3 separate regions of the Homo sapiens genome follow, and all the other regions are linked to region 1. A link is a contact called in ENCODE Hi-C or POLR2A ChIA-PET data. All regions are on one chromosome and are shown on one strand. Each heading gives the region's core, a stretch centred on a gene start or an enhancer-like site at or near the end of the contact. The rest is flanking DNA. Distances are from core to core; before and after follow the strand shown.

Region 1 (4,995 bases), core at 1,478-3,977:
TGGTGGTAATAGTATCACAGGGTTGCTACTTACTGAATCACTGCTACAACATGCAAGGAACTGTGCTAGACTTTACAGAATGATTCCTAATCATTGAAGCAACCCTCACAAGGTAGGCATTATTATCATCCCAGTTTCACAGAGGAGGACATCGAGGCTACCAAGTTAAGTAGCTTGTCCTGGTTTCACAGCCAGCAAGTGACAGGGTCAAGAGAGGGACCCACATCGGCCAGACACTGAAGTCAGGATGTTTTCCACATTCCTACTTCCCCATATTACAAATTTCACAGAGGGTTTAGGTGAGAATGACTTGGAAGTTTACAAAGTCCCAGTGAGGGTTAAAGAACAACAAGGAGATTCAGATGTGAGCAGGATATTTATAAGTGTCACAGGAAAATTATTGGATCCTGCCTCCCAGGATTTCTAGGGGATGGAAAGAAGACAGGGATTATGGTGGGAGGTGATTTTGATTGGAGGATTTCTTTGAGGGAGGGAACTGGCAGAAGGAGTCAGGCCCTACGGTGGCCCTAGGCAGAAATCCGGTAGTTGGGGTGGACCTGGGGCCTGACGTCGCAGACCATGCCAAGAAGCTGGGCCAGGACACGCTCTCGGTTTCTCTGCTGGGAGCTCTGCATGCCCTGCACCTGGCGCCTTGTAGCCTGCTCCACCTCAGCAGACAGGTTCCCCTGGGAGCCCATGGCCTGGGGGGTAGGGAGAGGGGTGGAAGAGAGAAAGGGAAAAGCAGAAACAGACAAGGGTCCAGGCATATGAGGGGAAAGATCCTGAAACAAAGCCTAGAAGAAAGGCCCTCTCAGAAACCACCCCCATCCCACAGAAATATCCCAACACCAAAGAGATCAACACAGTCCCCTTTCCCCTTAGACCTAACATGCAACTTCATCCTAAAACAGACCGTAATATCCCCACCACCTCACCATCCATGACCATAAAACTCTACCCTCCACCACAAATGTTAATCATACTCCACATAGATGTTATACTTTACACAGACTGTGGCATTCCGCCCACAAGCTCTATGTGGCCTTCAAAACTCCCAGACTCTCCTACATATCATCACAAAGTTTCACCAATGTTGTGGTCCCTGCCAGGGTCCCCTCAGCCTCAGCCCTCTGCCACCATATTTTCTTGTTGAGTCACCCTTACACACCTCACTAGATGCACCCACCAACTTGCAGTGGGGTCTCAACCCGACTCTGCCTCAACTCACCGCCTGCTGCTTGCTCTGGAATTCGTGCTCTCGCTCTCTGCGGTATTGCTCCACCTCCATCTGTGCCTCCTCCTTTGCCTGCTTCAGTCGCCGGGCCTTCCCTGGAGGCAGAAGAAAGGACAGTGAGTGGGGATGGACCCACACACACACAATGTAATAGCAGGAGTCAGTCCCTTCCAGAAAGTTATACAGCCTTCTCTCAGCCAACCAGGTGCCAGATTCTAATATCCATCCATTTCTTCCCTCCTAACCAGCCTCCAGACCCTAGCTGTCTGTCTTCCCGCCAGCCTTGGGTTTTCCCAAAATGTTTGCTGTCCCCCACCCCCAATTTTCTTTCCAAACTCCTAAGGGAGGAAAGAGGAGACTCACTCTTTCTGGCATCTGCCACCTTCTCAGCTGCCCGCTTCTCAGCTTGCAGAAGCTGCTGGATACCTTGGGACTGACTGGCCATTTCTGTTGTTATGGCCGATGCTGTTTTGAATGCTGTCAAAGTACCAGATGGCTCCCACCCCCCACCGCTTACTTCTCCTCCTCCAGCTCGTTGCTGCAGTCCTCCACTACCCCTGGGTCTTAGTGCTCCCCTGCTCACTCAGCCTCCTGCACCGAGTGTCTCTCCCAATCTCATCCTCCTATTGATGACTGGTCCTCCTCTCCAGCACTTCTTGCTCAGGCAGTACCCAAAGGGGCCGCCTGGGAGCAGCAGAGACCAGGCCCAAAGCTGCGGGCTTACAACAGGTTAGCCATCCCAGTCGGAAAGGTCTAGGGATGAGGCAGGGGCGGAGACGGGGGAGTACTGAGGTGAGAGAAGGAGAACTTGATTGGTGGTAACAGAGGAAGCATAAAGGGTTGTGAATGCGGTGAAAAGGTAAGGATGTCATCATGCAACCTGTGTTGGGAAAAGAGCATTCTGGGCTTAATTCTAAACTAACTCTCTACCTTTCTCTCTCTCTCCACCATCCCGCCCCCTCCCCTGCCTCCCGTTGTTAACATCTCCATCTTTTTCTACATATTTCTCAAGTCCAAATTTTTGCATCTCACTTGCCCCATCCTACGATAGTCTTCTTCCGTCTTTTGTCTGTATTTTTTCTTTTTTTTTGATCTGTCCCTGTTGTTGTCCCACTGTGGTTTTTGTTTTTGTTTTCCATGTTTAATGTGATTTTTATCCTGTCTTTATCTCCTCTATTTTCTCTGTCTTCTCATCTTTTCGTCCATCACTGAACCATCTCCTCTCTCTGCCAAGTTAGAGGAGGCGGGAAAAAACCTCCAAATAACTCTCTTTTCTCCCTCCCCTCCCCTCGCCTCCTTTTCCTCGCCTCCAGTCCAGTCTTCTGGTTTCAGACGGCCCCTTTAATTTAAGTTCCCTAGTTTCCCCTGGGAGATCTGGCCAAGAACTACCCGGTCGGGGCGGAACGACATCCGGTAACGCCCCTCACAGTTCACTTCCGTCCTCCACCTGCGTCTCTGCTTGCGCCATTTCCTCCAGCCTGGAGTGTCTCCGCCCTTCCCGCCTCCCGTCTCCGAGCTTCTTAAACACAGGCCTTGGGCCTACGGCTCTGGGGGTACTTGGGGGGGCGGGGGCAGGTCTGATGAGTAACCCCTCCCCCCAGGTTCCAGAGGAAGAAGCCTCCACATCTGTCTGCCGGGTACATGATATTCAATTTCTAGATCATTATTGGAGATTATCTGTGACTTTTTAAAACTCAGATTTCTGCTGATAAAAATTTTCCCCATCCGGCCCTGTTGGGTTTTTTTAAAGTTCTTTGTTAAAAATTAAAAATTTACCTGGGCTCCTGAGCCTTAAACCAATTATTTACCCTTTTCTCGAATTTTACATTAAAAAAATTAAACCTCTGATCCTATCACCCCCCTCAAAAAAAATTTTTTTTCAAATCTATCATCTGATAAAGGATCAGGGTTAGGTTAGGCCTCATCTCTTGCTGAAGATATTAAAAAAAGACGGAACCAAAGGGAGAAACAACAGGGGATGTCAGAGATGGAGGGAGAAGGACCAGCCAAGGCTGAAGTCCTGACTGCTGCCTTTTTTCCTTCCCCAGCCCAAGAGTTCCATGGCCTCCACTTCCCGCCGCCAACGCCGAGAACGTCGCTTTCGTCGTTACTTGTCTGCAGGACGGCTGGTCCGGGCCCAGGCCCTCCTCCAGCGACACCCAGGCCTCGATGTAGATGCTGGGCAGCCCCCACCACTGCACCGGGCCTGTGCCCGCCACGATGCCCCTGCCCTGTGCCTGCTGCTTCGGCTCGGGGCTGACCCTGCCCACCAGGACCGCCATGGGGACACGGCACTGCATGCTGCTGCCCGCCAGGGCCCAGATGGTGAGTCTGCTCAGTGGGGAACAAGGTCATAAGCAGCTGACCAGACCTGAAATGAAAGCCAACCAATAGTTGAGAAATAAGCTGGTTATTTGGTCATCAGGACCTAGGGAAGGAGTTAACCAAGTTGGCATGTGGCTGTCATTTGTCCCTTTACATTACTGAGCTACCATTGTCTGAAGAACCCAACATTCCCCAAAGATCAACTGGTCTTCAAATTTCACATCTGTTTAGATTAGTAGCTACTTTGTTTCTTGACAGATTGTTTGCTCGTAGCCAAAAAGTAGCATAGAAGGTAGGCTCTGGAGTTAGATTGCCTGGATTCAAACCCCAGCTCCAAATCCCAGCTCCACACTTCATAGCTACGTATTCTTGGACAGGTTACTTGAGGCTTAGTTTGCCCATGTGTAAAAATTAAAATAATAACAACCTTTGCTATGTGCCAGACATTTCTTATAAAGTAACACATTTAATCCTCACAACAATCTTAGGAGGTGAGTACTGATATTATCCCCCATTTCCCAGCTGAGGAAACAGGGCATAGAGAAGTCATTTGCCAGAGTTACAGTTATTCACTGGTAGAGCAGAGATTATAACCCAGATGGACTAGATAGAGTGTCCATGCTTTTAACAGCTACATTGTCCTGTGTTATACATTATAGCATTGTACATTGATTGTGCCCATGTTCAGAGTACCCATGTTGTGCCATATATGTTTTGAGAATCAACTGACATAGTACATAATTAGAGTACCTGGCACACACGATAAGCACTTGGTATATGCTGGCGATTGTTGTTCCTGTTTCTCTGTTTTTTGTTTTTGTTTTTGTTTTTTATGAAGTTTCACTCTTCTTGCCCAGGCTGGAATGCAATGGTGCGATCCTGGCTCACTGCAACCTCTACCTCCCAGGTTCAAGTGATTCTCATGCGTCAGCCTCCCAAGTAGCTAGGATTACAGGCGCATGCCACCACGCCCAGCTAATTTTTATATTTTTAGAAGAGATGGGTTTTCGCCATGTTGGACAAGCTGATCTCGAATGCCTGACCTCAGGTGATCCACCAACCTCAGCCTCTCAAAGTGCTGGGATTACAGGTGTGAGCCACCACACCTGGCCTTGTTCCTGTTTTTGTTATCAACAGGTCCATACTCCCTTAACCACAATTCTAAACTCAAAAACACTCTGAGAACCAACATTTTTCATCAGGCTGCCACCAAAATTCATTTGGTGACAGAAACCTAATCTGAACTAAAGTAAGACTATTATTTATTTTCATCCTACTGATGTCAATATTCATACATTTCCCTGCAGAAACACTCATGTGTTTGGTTCTTGGGCTGCCTAGGCCCTCCTGGGCTACCTAATATAGAGTGAGTGTACTTTTAGGTCAGCCCTATCAAGTCCCAAAAACATTTGAATTCTGCAAAACCTTTGGCACTG
Region 2 (4,995 bases), core at 1,109-3,608, 1.9 Mb after region 1:
TCTCTGATTCACATGTGCTCTCCATTTCTGCCCATTTCTTACAATTGCCTTCTCTCCCTAGGTCACCCCTGGAACTTCACATTGGTTTCCCCACAGACATCCCTAAAAGTGCCCCCCACTCGATGACTGCCTCATCTTCCTCAGTTTCATCCCCATCCCCAGGTCTTCCTAGACGCTCAGCACCCCCTTCTCCCCTGTGCCGTAGTTTGTCTCCTGGGACTGGGGGAGGAGTCCGAGGTGGGGTTGGTTACCTGTCCCGAGGGGACCCTGTCCGGGTCCTTGCTCGGAGAGTACGGCCTGATGGCTCTGTGCAGTACCTGGTTGAGTGGGGAGGAGGGGGCATCTTCTGAACAGCCTGCCTCTGCCCAGCTCCCCATTCACACACACCGGCACTTTCATACCCTGACCTCTGACCTCACCTACAGCTGGGATGTACCTGGAGAGATAGGGGGTAGTTCTCCCTACTGCCCAGGCTGGAATCCAAGAGTGGGGAGTGGGGAAGAGGCCCTCTTCTCTACCCTCCTTCATGATTCCTGACCCCTCCCATCCTTCCCATTTCCTTTGATGTTATTTTGTTACAGCTTTTTAAATATTTTTTAAAATTATTTAACCCCTGGGGGCAGAGACTGAGGAGGGAGGATGATAAGGGATCCCGGACTCTGTATGATTGAAATAAAGAGAAATAAACAAATCTAGCAGCTCTGAGTCATTCTGAAAGATGTAGAGAATACAGGGACTAGAAGCACTTATATTCTCCCAACAAATTTGCATACATGACAAAAAACAGGCAAAAGGCAGAGAGACCCAAAGACGGGATTTATTGGGGGCCCAGTCATCACCTGGAAGTCAGAAGGCGTTGAAGTATCGCGGGGATCTTCATGATGAGCAGGAACAGGGCTCATCATGGCAGGACTGTGATAGAGTCAGAAACTGACTCTGTGACCTGGCGCACCCACTGCAGGTACGGAAAGTTCCCCTGTTCCACAGGCAATGCAATTACCTCGGCCACTTCGTAAGGGTGCACAGAACTACAAAATAGGTGGGTGGGGGAAGGGGATCACTCAAAGATTTACCCAAAAGAACCCACTCCCTTACACGCAAGCCCTAGACTGCCCAGCAAGTCACACCCACACAGTACACACCCTCACCCCATCCATCTCAAAGTTCTCACCGAACAAAATCTGTCAAAGCTGGGACCAAGGAACTTTGGGTTTTAATCATCTAAGGGACAAAGATAAACATGGTTGAATCAAGGAGTGGGATTGAGTTCAGTTTCTCAGAAGAGGGGTAAGGGCTAAAGGGGTCAGGGATTGGGGATATTTTGTTGGGTGGGGGAAATGTTTCTCACCATCAGCACCTCACTGTCTTCCTCGATCTTCCCTTTCCACTCATAGCTGAAAGGTCAGAGGGGGAGAGTTGTGGGGAGCAAAGAATTTCCCCCAGGAAAGAGGTTCCCAGTCAGCTCCTACAGTTAGGTTAACCCCCCAACTCCTATGACTCACATGGATGTAATCTGAGGGATGAGGTTGACGCAGGCTGCTAGGCGCTTCTCCACCACGGCCCTGGAGTGAAGAGACAGTCCCATTCAGAGTACCCCATAACCCCAGTTTTTGTACTGGCAGCCCAGAGACAGGCTTCCAGAGCTGGAGAAAGGAGAAAGCAGCACTCTTCTGCCCCACCCCCAACTGTCCCTTCATGATCATCCTTTCTCGCTGCACATCGAGGTCCCTACCTGGCGATCTCCTTGGCGACCTTCTCGTTGGGGCAAGTAACAAAGGCTGCAGAGACCGAGCCCGGAACGTAGCCAGAGCCGGAATCCGAGGCCGGCGAGGGCTGGGTCGGAGGGCTTCCAGAGGCCATGGTCAGCAAGACTCGGGGTAGCAACAAAAGGCGGGAGGCCACAGGCAGCAGCGCCGGCATCCAAACAAAAGACAGGAGCAGAGAGGCCTGAGAGCAGGAGGCGAATTCGATCTCTCCTCACAAACAGCCCAGGAAATTACACCCGGGGAAGCCTTCGCTTAGATCCTCAGGCTCTGCCCTCCCTCTGATGCACCCCCGAAGAATGCCCCTGAAGGTGAGAGAGAAACTTGGAAAATAAAGCAAAAGCTCATTTCACTCACACCTCAGGGGGCCAACCTCTGGGATTTAGGGTGCGGGTAGCGGTCGAGGCTTCGAGGACCGGAAGGGGCGGGGCGGGGCCGGTCACTCACCACTCCGCCGAGCAGGACCGCGGGAGCCCGCCCCCCACTCATGCGGCCTACGCTGGTACAGGAGAGTTGATCTCAAAGGCCACACGTCACACGGAGAAACAACCCCAGGAAGAGCGGCCTCTTCTTACCTGGGTGGCAGCCACGTGATTAGAAAACAGCGCGCACCATGTGACAGTAGAAGAAGGACCACCTGCGCCTCCAGAGCCAGCCAATCCCGACCCTATCATGGCGCGGTTTGCCCACCTCCTGATGAAGGAGGAGCCATGGGAGACTTGACCAATCGACTACCGCATCTGCAGACGTGCGCGGAAATGGCACGCCCGTTTCCGTGTGAACCCGAAACTGCCACTTGCTGGCTGAGGAGAGCCGCTGCGGCGTTCCACTGTCACGTGAGGGGGCCGGTCCTCTTCGGCGGCGGCACTCAGTGAGTGACGCCAAGTGGCCAATCACAGGCCAGCCTCGCAGGCCACGTGAGGCGAGAGCTGGTTCCAGGAAAGGGGGGCCAGAGACCCCGCAGAGTCGATGCGTCAGGCTGTGGAGTGGGGAATCATCCTTAAACCCCACAATGTGCCTAGTGACCTCCCCTGCACTGTTTCCGAGGTCTTAAGGAGTGGGAGGGTCTGAGAAGGACCCTTCACCCCAAACTCAGGGGTTAAGAGAGCGCCCCCTGCCCTTTTAGTTGGGCAGAGATATGCCTGGGTTTGGGAATGAACAACGGTGATCTAGAAGCCCGCTGTCCCTGGGTAGCAGGGAGTGATTAGGCAGGCACGGGCATGGCAAGACAATAGCTAGCTGAGGAAAGAAGCATTTTAAAACAGAGCGAGACCCTGTGGTAGAGGATGGTGAAAATGGGGCCTAGCCATCTTAATTGAAAACCCAAAGCTTGAGACAGACTACTGAATCAGAGGGAAGGAGAACGAGGGCTGCAGGATGGGGACAGTGGTGATGGTCCTTCTGTCCCCTCTTCCCTGCCTATTCCACTCCCCAGGATTGGTCCACCTCTCAGCCTCGGGTCTCCTTTCCCTAACCCATCCCCCAAGGAGCCAGGACCTGCCCTACATAACTTCCCTGGGGCCCAAGCACATCCTGTGACCCAAAAATGGAGAGAGGGGCCAATGAGAGGCAGAGAGGTGGGAGGAGGTGCAGAGAAAAAAGCTCTTGCCACTGCCCCCACCCAATATTTCCCCTCCCTTCAAGGTCTGAGGTCATTGGTCTGGTGGTGGGGATGCCTCGGAGTTTCCCAGGCTGACGTCAGGGTTATACCTCTCGGAGGTTCTAGGGCAGGGAAGTGGGGAGGGGAGGTTCCCTGAGATCTCTGTCTTTGAGTTTGGAGTTTGTCTCTGAGACAGATTTCGGAGGGGTCTTTCAGTATTTGTGTGGAGATCTTTCTTAGGATTGAGTTTCCTTTTATGCTTCTGGTTTGGGGGGTTTCTATGTTTCAGGGTCTGTGGTCGCACTCTGAGGTCTTTCGAAGTCTTCTTCATGAATTTTGGGTCTCTGAGTTGTCCATCTCCGGACCAGCTGAAGTCTCTATCTCCCCTTAAGTCAGGAGTGTCTCTGTCTCTAAGTTATCAGTCTCTGAGATCTGAGTCTGGGGTCTCTTTCTAGGTCTGAGTTCTCTAAGCTCTAATTCTACATCTGGCTCTTTCTGAATCTGGGCCTCATCTTTTTCTGAGTCTAGGTCTCAGGTCCTGGTCCCTGAAATCATCATCTCAGGGTCTGGAGTCTAAGATATCTGTAGGTATGGAGAACCCTTTTTAGACTGGATTTTCAGATTTTGATATTGAGCTTCTCTCTCTGGGGGATCTGGGGTCGTTTTTTCCTCAAATCAGGAGTCTCTTTTCCTCTAGATTTTGGCCCTGTGTCTCAAATTACCCCACAGTGGGGGGTGGTGAAGTATCTTTCTCTGTGGGTCTAGGGTCTCTCTGTCTCAGGGTCTGGGGTCTGCATCTTTAGGACCTCTGTCTCTCTCTGGTGTGTTTTTGAGTCAGGGGTCTCTCTCTCTCTCACAATCTGGGCCTCCCGGAGTAGGGGTGGGGGCTGCAGAGTCTCTCCCTCCTCCTCCTCCTCCTGCTCTCTTCGCTCTCGCTCGCTCCCCCGCCCCCCCTCTCTCTCGGCTGCCGCTGCTGCCGTTGGCTCTTATTCTCCTCCTCCTCCTCCTCTCTCCTCCTCTCTGCTTCTCTCTGCTCCTCTCTCCTCCTCTCTCCTCCTCCTCCTCCTCCACCTCCTCCTCCTTCTCCCCCTCTTTCTCCCCCTCTTTCTCTCTTCTTTCTCCCCCGTCCCCCCGCCCCCTCCCCCCAGGCCTGATGAGCAGGTCTCGAGCCTCCATCCATCGGGGGAGCATCCCCGCGATGTCCTATGCCCCCTTCAGAGGTACGTGGTGGGGGGAGGGGGAGGGCCATATGGGGGGCAACAGGGGGAGGGGCAGGGGGCGGGGGAGAGTCGGGGCCGAGGGAAGGGAGCGGCTGAAATGGAGGGAGAGGGGAGGACCGGGAAGGCAGGGGTGGGAGCAACCGGGAAGGAGGGATTGGAGGCCAGAGGGATAGGGGTAGATAAGGGATGGAGGGGCCAGGAAATGGGCCTTGAAAGGGGGCTGAAGGGAAAATGATGAAGGGGAAAGAAAGCGCCAGAAAGGGGTGGGAAGGTAGAAGGATTGGGTTGGGGAAAAAGCTGCAGAAATAATTTGGGGGTGGGAGCTGAGTGATGAGGAAAACATCAAGGAAATAGAGGGACAGAGTCTTGGGAGAGGGGCTAGGAAGGAGAAATGAAAACATAGGGGTGAAAA
Region 3 (2,712 bases), core at 1-2,500, 1.3 Mb after region 1:
GTGTGTCCTAAATCAATATCCACTTCCACTTTGTTGCAGAGTTGGCCTCCTGTGGAAAGGAGAGCCCAGCTCCCCAGATTCTGCCTGCTGGAGCGTATACACTCACTAATGTAGGACCCAGCTGAGGCCCGAGAATCCACTGCTGCAATCACTCCATGCTGGAACTTGAAGGCGAGCGTGGTGGTGCCATGGGCCATCTCAATCTGAACGTTCCTTTCTCCGTCCCCACCCAGGGACTGGAAGAATTCTGTGGGCTGATAAGAGAAAAGAGGTTGAGAAAGGCAATGAAAAATTCTGTAGTAAGAGGCTCCAGGAAAAGGTTTTAGGGAGTATGAGGGTGAGGAGATATGCAGAAATGATCTAACCATCAATAAATGAAACAGTTAATAACCAATCTCTAGAAGGAAATGGCTTGGGAGAAGGAAAAGAAGAGGCATGCCAGTATCAACCTTTTCCATTTTCCAGCACAACAGAAATGAAAGCAAGCACATGTTACCATTACTAAAAAATTTTGAGAGTGACTTAAAGGGTTTCTTCCATGCATAAAGCATTCAACCCTCACAAAACACGTTTAGTAACAGTATCCTCACTTTACAGAAGAGGGGCTTGGGACCTAGACTAAGTGACTTGTTCTAAGTCGCGCAACAGTGAGTTGCTGAGAGGAGGCCAGCAGGCAAATTTCATAGGTTTCCCAAGACACCACACACCTCCTATATCATGTGATAACCCCATGAAAAAGGCTCCACCATTTGTGTGTGGACAAGGGCAGGAAAGTTCTCTTGTCTTCCTTTGGGAGCCCCCACCTCACCTGTAACTCTTTGTCCTAACTTGCACTTCCTCCTCTCAGGCCCCATCCCCATGTGGCCTCTTCTTTGGGTCTGGCGCTCTCCGGGACTGAAGGCTACCCCCGACCCTGTACCCCGCGCTCCCGCTCTCGCCTCCTCCTCTCAGGCGACCCTCCACTCCTCAGCGCCCGCCTCCCTGCATCCCTAGGGGCTTCCCTACTGCCCCGACCTGCATTCCCCGGGGTAAAGCGAGCTCTGGAGATCGCATAGAGAAACTGTAGTGTCCTGGGTCCGAGCGACGCCCGCTTCCCGCAACCGGGAGAGCCGATTCCGGCCGCTGCCCTCGGGGGGCTCCGCATACATCTAGTAGCGCCATGACCGCCCAGCACCCAGAGATCTGTCCGCTCTCGGAGGAGGAAGTGAAAGCGAAAGCCACAGATCGAAGGGGAGGGAACAAGACTCTTTTCCACATCCCCCTGCCTTTTCCGAGAAAAGGACAGTTAGTGCCTGGACCAGGACCATCACACTGGGGACCGGCTTCTCTGCTCTCCCGTTATGGGGGTCGGGGGAATGATGGGTCAAGGGTCTTCCGAAGAAAGCGAGAAAGGAACAGGCGCCTTCAAAAGCCCACTTGGCGATGGGTTACAGTAAGAGGTACCTCCAGGCCCGGGCATCCGCTGGAAACAGGGGTGGGTAGGGTCGTGTCATCTAAAGGCGCAGCTTCAACCAGAAGACTAGAAGTCAGCCAGGAGCTGGGAGTAGTGTCACGCGGGGTGGGGGTTCCTATGAGCATCACTTTACAAAACCAGGAGGGACGGAAGTGCGAGGGGGCAGAGTCTTGGAAACAGGTCCTGGGCCAACTGCAACAGAATATACCCGCCGCGTGTAGGGGAAGGCGGCGCCAGGGAGAGGGCGCAGTCTCTGAATCTTTCCACGGGGTCCATCCTAGGGCCCCTCCAGGTTCAACGGTCTCCTAACCTGTAGTCACCCACAAGAGCGTGCCCTTTCTGCCCGCCCTTCCTAGCGTTGCTCCCTGCTTGGCTGAGCACTGCGGAGTTTCACGCCTCTAAACCCCGCCTCTTCTTGCAACCTGTGTTGGCCTCATCTACCCAGCAACTGTCGACGTCACACGACCTGGGCCTCCCTGAATGGGAGATATTTACTAGGCAATCCCGCCTACTGTTCTGAGGTTTCCCCTCCAGGTGCAGCTTCAGAGCCAGGCGAGCCAGGAAGGACCAGCGGGCGAGGTGGTGAGTTGTGAGGCGCGCCCAGTCCCTCTGTTCCCGCCTGGCACTTGCTCTGGCCGCGCCCGCCCCATCTGCCACTTCGGAGAGGCCACGGCTCTGAGCTGCGGCCGCTAGTGCCCTGATGGGCCCTGTGGCTGGGGTCTTGCACATTCTTGGGGGTGGGCCTAAGGGGATAGGGGAAGTGGAAGGGGCCTCATAGGAATTAAAAAGCTTAAGGGAAAAGGTGATGCAGTTAGGGGGTAAAACATTGAGGATGATAAAAGAGGAGACATCCGCAGCTGAAAAGTGCGCTGCAAAAGGCAGTGGGCCGTTTGGTGTGCCGGAAACATAAGAAACCACAGTACAAAACACCAATTTTATTATAAATATCAAGAACCTACAGGGTGTTTATGGGCCAGCATATGCCTTCAGTTATGTTGAAAATAGCTGATCATCTTTCCGTACATTCTGAACATTTCTCAGTTTCAGAGTGCTGGCCACACCAAAGCATCAGCCCTGGCTCTAAACTCCGTTACAGTAAGGAATTACAAATCCTGTGTTTGTACTCCAGGAAGTCTGCATTATCACGAGGAGCTTGGAAAGGAGGTAACACACTCAAGGCAAATTTCAAGTAACTCATCCTGGAGGCAGCTGCCTACTCTGCAGCTGTGGTTCTCCACCACAGAGAGAAGAAAAGGGAG

What was found. Hi-C counts contacts between places; a loop is a spot of excess contacts on that map. ChIA-PET counts read pairs that join two places held with the same protein, here RNA polymerase II (POLR2A). Pooled maps may share reads with other maps.
Region 2: a map of ascending aorta shows a loop between it and region 1 (3-fold over the local background). The contact joins the promoter of CUTA here to the promoter of NFKBIL1 in region 1. A Hi-C loop is called at or near these places in 1 of 168 maps with a recorded cell type or tissue (ascending aorta), 1 of 37 single-sample maps with no recorded cell type and 11 of 50 pooled maps.
Region 3: a pooled map shows a loop between it and region 1 (4-fold over the local background). The contact joins the promoter of PSMB8-AS1 here to the promoter of NFKBIL1 in region 1. A Hi-C loop is called at or near these places in 7 of 50 pooled maps. POLR2A ChIA-PET finds 5 or more read pairs at or near these places in 2 of 52 experiments (CD4-positive, alpha-beta T cell and T-cell).

Annotation. Positions count from the first base shown.
Region 1 is chr6:31,544,881-31,549,875 of GRCh38, forward strand. NFKBIL1 (NFKB inhibitor like 1) reads left to right here and starts at 2,728. Exons shown (of 4, transcript NM_005007.4): 1 at 2,728-2,871; 2 at 3,283-3,559. The coding sequence starts at 2,815. ATP6V1G2 (ATPase H+ transporting V1 subunit G2) reads right to left here and starts at 1,728. Exons shown (of 3, transcript NM_130463.4): 1 at 1,598-1,728; 2 at 1,229-1,329; 3 at 1-701. The coding sequence starts at 1,679. The coding sequence ends at 528. ATP6V1G2-DDX39B (ATP6V1G2-DDX39B readthrough (NMD candidate)) reads right to left here and starts at 1,968. Exons shown (of 13, transcript NR_037853.1): 1 at 1,598-1,968; 2 at 1,229-1,329. RefSeq lists an enhancer at 1,262-1,761.
Region 2 is chr6:33,415,749-33,420,743 of GRCh38, forward strand. CUTA (cutA divalent cation tolerance homolog) reads right to left here and starts at 2,359. Exons shown (of 6, transcript NM_001014840.2): 1 at 2,211-2,359; 2 at 1,733-1,947; 3 at 1,503-1,562; 4 at 1,349-1,394; 5 at 1,172-1,221; 6 at 694-1,028. The coding sequence starts at 2,252. The coding sequence ends at 902. PHF1 (PHD finger protein 1) reads left to right here. Exons shown (of 15, transcript NM_024165.3): 15 at 62-691. The coding sequence ends at 350. SYNGAP1 (synaptic Ras GTPase activating protein 1) reads left to right here and starts at 4,317. Exons shown (of 19, transcript NM_006772.3): 1 at 4,317-4,583. The coding sequence starts at 4,517.
Region 3 is chr6:32,842,836-32,845,547 of GRCh38, forward strand. It overlaps PSMB8-AS1 (PSMB8 antisense RNA 1), which reads left to right and starts at 1,251. Exons shown (of 2, transcript NR_037176.1): 1 at 1,251-1,439; 2 at 2,583-2,712. PSMB8 (proteasome 20S subunit beta 8) reads right to left here and starts at 1,212. Exons shown (of 6, transcript NM_148919.4): 1 at 1,015-1,212; 2 at 107-254. The coding sequence starts at 1,161. TAP1 (transporter 1, ATP binding cassette subfamily B member) reads right to left here. Exons shown (of 11, transcript NM_000593.6): 11 at 2,374-2,712.